Regions from separate parts of the Homo sapiens genome. Here region 2 is linked to region 1. The links are chromatin contacts, found by Hi-C or POLR2A ChIA-PET in ENCODE. All regions are on one chromosome and are shown on one strand. Each heading gives the region's core, a stretch centred on a gene start or an enhancer-like site at or near the end of the contact. The rest is flanking DNA. Distances are from core to core; before and after follow the strand shown.

Region 1 (2,917 bases), core at 396-2,895:
TATGAAATATTCACAAACAAAAATCATATCTTCTAAAAAAGAATCATATATTGCTACCTGGGGAAAAAAATGACAGTTAAAATACTGTATTTGTTTGAAATACAGCCTGGGGGACAAAGAGTTCATTATGTTGCTGTGAACTGAGGACAGTGTAGAGTCTTAATTAGGGAAAAGGCTAAGGGGAACAGGGGAAAAGGCTGTTAAATTAAAGTCTTAATTAGGGAAAGGCTAAAGGGAACAGGGGAAAGCAGAAAGATAAAACAAAAAAGCTATAAATCTGCCTATCTTCATGTGCAGAGAATTTAAACAAAAGAGAATGCAGGTAAGTTACGGGTCTAACTTTGTTTTTTTTCTTTTTTCTTTTTTTTTTTTTTTTTGAGACGGAGTCTCTCTCTGTCGCCGGCCCAGACTGGAGTGCAGTGACGTGATCTCAGTTCACTGCAACCTCCGCCTCATGGGTTCAAGCGATTCTCCTGCCTCAGCCTCTCGAGTAGCTGAGATTACAGGCATGTGACACCACGTCTGGCTAATTTTTGTATTTTTAGTAGAGAAGGGGTTTCGCCATCTTGGCCAGGCTGGTCTGGAACTCCTGTACATGTCTAACTTTCTTTATGGCCCAAGACATGGCCTTCTTGCCCAGATAACGCACTTAATTCACAGACTTCCTGCTCACCATCAAACGCCTCAATTTATCAAACACCGGGGCTGACAGAGGAATGCAAGTTAAGCTCCCTGCTGCCTTGGCACTCTGCTGCCTTGGCACTATCAATCAGCCCAAGTTCCATTCTATAAAATCACCCACAAGCCTCTGCTTCTCTCCTGCAGGCTTCCCATGGCCTCCCTTGCGATGGATTTTGCTTCTTTCGCTAATAACTTTACCTACAACTGTCTTAGTAAAAATTATTTTACCCCGGCGTTACCGGCCCAGATAGCAGTCGTTCCCCTGTGACGGAGAGGAAGTCAGCTTTATGAAATGCAGGGCAAAATCTGGAAATCTAGGGATTTACTGCCAGCCCCAGGAGTTAGGGTGAGGGGACAAGATAAGCATTAGACATCTGCCTTCCCAAACCTTTGAAGACTCAGAGGGACACCGGTCCCCTTTAGGAAGAAAACAGAGACTGAGGATCCCACAGATCACAGCTCCTCACAGGCACGAACCCCACACACGAGTGGGGATTCCCTCCATGACCCTTCCGTGACCCTCCCCCAATCCTGGGGAGATGGGGGGCTGCGGGCGAGGAGCTGCCCAGACAGGGCTCCGAGGCCGGGACCGCAGTTGCCGCGCAGGGACCGGATAGGACGCCCGGGGTCCCGGCTGCCAGCTCAGCCTCACTCTGTGGCTGAGGGGACCGAGGGTCGAGCTGCGCCAGGGGGACTCGGGTCCCAGACCCCGGAGCTGACGGCGGGGGAGGCCCACGTTCGCCGCGGCCGGTTCTGGACGGTTCCAACCAGCTCTTTCCCACTTTTGGGACGCCTGACCCTGCACACGCACCATTTCCCGGCTTCCGGGATGTTCCAGGGTCCTCCCTCTGCCTCCCGCTGCCAGTGCGGGTCCCACTGTGACAGAGGCTGCCACAGACGTTCCAGGGCGTCTCTCAGCGACTGAGGCTACACAGACGTTCCAGGGCGTCTCTCAGCGAGCGACTGAGTCTAGAGCTGAGCGCAGGGGCGTGAAGACGCCGCGGGCTCTTTGAACCTGGCACCCTACTGCCAGCCGTGCGCCTGATTGACAGTTCTCACGACCCCGCCCCATAGCTCTGATTGGATAGGGCTCCAGGTCCCGCCCCCTGGGCACTGAGTGACAGAAGAAGCGATCACACAGTGCTGAGTCGAGCGGGATGAACGAGTTCCAGGCACAGCCCTTGACAGGGCAGGCTTCCTCCCTGTGCTGTCCTGATCCCTCCCAGGGAACATTTGCATTTATGCAGAATTACCTGCCCGTACTCAGCAGGCCCTTACTGCCTTTTCCTCCTGGAGAAGGAGTCACAAGTGTTTTGCAGGGAATCCCAGACTCACAGTCCAGTGGAGCCATTCCCCTGGCCTCAGAGCAGAGGGGAGCCCAAGGCCACACAGGCCACACTGCAGCAGGAGGGTGGCCTGATGTCCACCGGGCATCAGGATTTGAGGATGAGACTCTTGGCGGCAAGGTTAAGCCTTCCTCTCTCACCTTGCCTCTCAATCTGCTCATTTTCAGCCAAGGAAATAAAAACAAGTCAAGAACGGTATTAAAATATCAAATGTGTGGAAGAACTGAAATCACACGGCAGCAATAAATGAATGAATGAATCAAAACAAAAATACAACAGGAAAAAAAAAGCAAAAACTTGAACTAGTGCAGATAAGCAGCCTGCTGCCCTCATACTTCAGCAAACGTCCCATTCAGGAGGCTAAACATATGCCCAAACTTGGCAGCCACTCTTAACTGTTGAAATGGAACCCCAGAGTGAACCAAAACCTGGTGATGAGACTGGGACACTGAAGGATTTGACTCTGGGAGCTCAACATACTTCCCTGTGCCCTCTGCAGAGTGTGGAAATGCCCCCACCGTCAAGATGTGCATTTTCACCAACAGGAAAGTTTCATGTAAAGTTAGTTTAAGGGCCCGGGGCGGTGGCTCACGCCTGCAATCCCAGCACTTTGGGAGGCCGAGGCGGGTGAATCACCTGAGGTCACCAGTTGGAGACCAGCCTGGCCAACATGGTGAAACCACATCTCTACTAAAAATACAAAAATTAGCTGGGCATGGTGGCGGGCACCTGTAATCCCAGCTACTCGGGAGGCTGAGGCAGGAGAATCACTTGAACCTGGGAGGCGGAGGTTGCAGTGAGCCGAGATCGTGCCACGGCATTCCAGCCTGGGTGACAGAGTGAGACCTGGTCTCAAAAAAAAAAAAAAAAAAAAAAAAAAGGTTACTTTA
Region 2 (2,925 bases), core at 368-2,867, 460 kb after region 1:
CTGGGACCTGGCAGATAGTCGGGTTCCCCGCTTCTGGCTCGGGGCCCCAGGACAGCGCTGGTCCCACCTCTTCCTGTGCCCTAATATGGGCGGCGGGGAGAGACTTCGGGGGCCGGCCCGCGCTCAGTCCTGCCCGCGGACTCCCGCCTGTTGCCATGGCGACCAGGCCCCGCTCCTCGGCTGCGTCCCCCGCCGTCGGGCCAATGGAACACTCCCCAAGCCGCCTGCCTCCGCGGTCCCCTGCAGGCACCGCGGGCGGAACCATTGCTTGAGGGGAGAGGATGGTGGCTGGAGGCTGCCGCGGCTGGGCGGGCTCCAAGCACCCGGGCCTCCGCGGGGGCTCGCACGCCCAGGTTCCTCTTCCGAGGCGCAGGATGCGGCGGGACCCAGGGCGGGGCGCACGGTCCCGTAGGATCCGAGTGACGGAGACAGGGCCGGGCTCCTTCCCCCGGGGCTGTTGCCACACTTCCTGCCTCTGCGCTCTTTCCCCAGCCTGTTTCTAAGGAAGGGAGTGGGGTTGGGCGACCGCGCCCCAGCCGTCGGGCTGGGTCCAGGCTCTAGGAGCCGACACGGTGTTGGGCAAAGCCCAGGGTCAATAGGGGAGGGTTTTAGGATGGGGGACAGAGAATACAGATGACTAAGAGGTTACCATCGAGGGGGAGCAGCAGTCGTGGAAGATCCAGCAGTCCTGGTGCGCGGGACCCTCAAGGCCCCCTCCTCACATGTCAACTGAGTACCCTCTTATTGTCTTCTCTGCTCCGAAGATGTGTCCGGCCCCTTCTAACTCTCTCCTTCATCCGGGCTAGCAGATGACCCCAGTGGTCCCCAATTTCTGGCAGACATGTCTCCATCTTCTACCTGGCATATTTTACCTGCCTCAGTGTACCCCAGGCCGCTTACTAGCTTTCTGCATATCTAGACTTCCCCTAATGCCTCCTTCCCGCTTACGGGAGAGCCTCAGACTCTGGACTCAGCTCCCATGAGCTCCTGGACCCCTACTCATTTCTTGCAATTTAATGGGTCATGCAGCTCCACCCACTCACCCCTTTTGATCTCTCCCCTCCTCCGTCCTGTGAAAATTCCAGTCCCGCATCCTTCTGAGCCCGGGACCCCCAGTCAATTCCTGGGTCAGGTGTCTCCTTAACCCTCCCGATTTACAGTGCTTAACCCTCATTTCTGCTTTTTGGGGTCTCCCAATGGATTGTCAGTCCTCCTACCCCTCTCGTATTCTGGGTACCTCAGGGGTTTCTTCGCACATACTGGGACCCTCACCCCACTTGCTGCGTACCAGGTCCTGGTATTTGTCCCAGTGGACTCCAGGGAAATCATCCTCCTCCCTGAAACCCCTCACTCATGTGCCTGGGCCCCCCAGCACCTCCTTCCATGCGTACCCCGAGGTCCTTTGAGCCCCTCCCCCTGCAGCCCCGCCGAGCCACCCGGCCCGTGGCCGCTGTTTACAAGGACACGCGCTTCCTGACAGTGACGCGAGCCGCCTCCTCCCCTTCCCCACGCTCGAGGAGGGGGGCGCGGGGGCCCGGCTCCGGCGACGGCCAATCGGAGCGCACTTCCGTGGCTGACTAGCGCGGTATAAAGGCGTGTGGCTCAGGCTGAGCGGCTGGGACCTTGAGAGCGGCCAGGCCAGCCTCGGAGCCAGCAGGGAGCTGGGAGCTGGGGGAAACGACGCCAGGAAAGCTATCGCGCCAGAGAGGGCGACGGGGGCTCGGGAAGCCTGACAGGGCTTTTGCGCACAGCTGCCGGCTGGCTGCTACCCGCCCGCGCCAGCCCCCGAGAACGCGCGACCAGGCACCCAGTCCGGTCACCGCAGCGGAGAGCTCGCCGCTCGCTGCAGCGAGGCCCGGAGCGGCCCCGCAGGGACCCTCCCCAGACCGCCTGGGCCGCCCGGATGTGCACTAAAATGGAACAGCCCTTCTACCACGACGACTCATACACAGCTACGGGATACGGCCGGGCCCCTGGTGGCCTCTCTCTACACGACTACAAACTCCTGAAACCGAGCCTGGCGGTCAACCTGGCCGACCCCTACCGGAGTCTCAAAGCGCCTGGGGCTCGCGGACCCGGCCCAGAGGGCGGCGGTGGCGGCAGCTACTTTTCTGGTCAGGGCTCGGACACCGGCGCGTCTCTCAAGCTCGCCTCTTCGGAGCTGGAACGCCTGATTGTCCCCAACAGCAACGGCGTGATCACGACGACGCCTACACCCCCGGGACAGTACTTTTACCCCCGCGGGGGTGGCAGCGGTGGAGGTGCAGGGGGCGCAGGGGGCGGCGTCACCGAGGAGCAGGAGGGCTTCGCCGACGGCTTTGTCAAAGCCCTGGACGATCTGCACAAGATGAACCACGTGACACCCCCCAACGTGTCCCTGGGCGCTACCGGGGGGCCCCCGGCTGGGCCCGGGGGCGTCTACGCCGGCCCGGAGCCACCTCCCGTTTACACCAACCTCAGCAGCTACTCCCCAGCCTCTGCGTCCTCGGGAGGCGCCGGGGCTGCCGTCGGGACCGGGAGCTCGTACCCGACGACCACCATCAGCTACCTCCCACACGCGCCGCCCTTCGCCGGTGGCCACCCGGCGCAGCTGGGCTTGGGCCGCGGCGCCTCCACCTTCAAGGAGGAACCGCAGACCGTGCCGGAGGCGCGCAGCCGGGACGCCACGCCGCCGGTGTCCCCCATCAACATGGAAGACCAAGAGCGCATCAAAGTGGAGCGCAAGCGGCTGCGGAACCGGCTGGCGGCCACCAAGTGCCGGAAGCGGAAGCTGGAGCGCATCGCGCGCCTGGAGGACAAGGTGAAGACGCTCAAGGCCGAGAACGCGGGGCTGTCGAGTACCGCCGGCCTCCTCCGGGAGCAGGTGGCCCAGCTCAAACAGAAGGTCATGACCCACGTCAGCAACGGCTGTCAGCTGCTGCTTGG

Evidence for each region. Hi-C counts contacts between places; a loop is a spot of excess contacts on that map. ChIA-PET counts read pairs that join two places held with the same protein, here RNA polymerase II (POLR2A). Pooled maps may share reads with other maps.
Region 2: a loop to region 1 is called in a pooled map, with 6 times the contacts of the local background. The contact joins the promoter of JUNB here to the promoter of ZNF563 in region 1. A Hi-C loop is called at or near these places in 2 of 37 single-sample maps with no recorded cell type and 8 of 50 pooled maps. POLR2A ChIA-PET finds 5 or more read pairs at or near these places in 3 of 52 experiments (GM10248, activated CD8-positive, alpha-beta T cell and activated naive CD4-positive, alpha-beta T cell).

The regions. Positions count from the first base shown.
Region 1 is chr19:12,331,988-12,334,904 of GRCh38, forward strand. It overlaps ZNF563 (zinc finger protein 563), which reads right to left and starts at 1,646. Exons shown (of 4, transcript NM_145276.3): 1 at 1,493-1,646. The coding sequence starts at 1,495. RefSeq lists enhancers at 1,000-1,109, 1,340-1,599, 1,702-2,567 and a silencer at 1,740-1,879.
Region 2 is chr19:12,789,869-12,792,793 of GRCh38, forward strand. JUNB (JunB proto-oncogene, AP-1 transcription factor subunit) reads left to right here and starts at 1,618. Exons shown (of 1, transcript NM_002229.3): 1 at 1,618-2,925. The coding sequence starts at 1,904. It also overlaps a transcript of HOOK2 not described here. RefSeq lists silencers at 1-496, 1,357-1,936, 2,307-2,416, cis regulatory regions at 1-483, 1,323-1,877 and enhancers at 181-680, 981-1,592.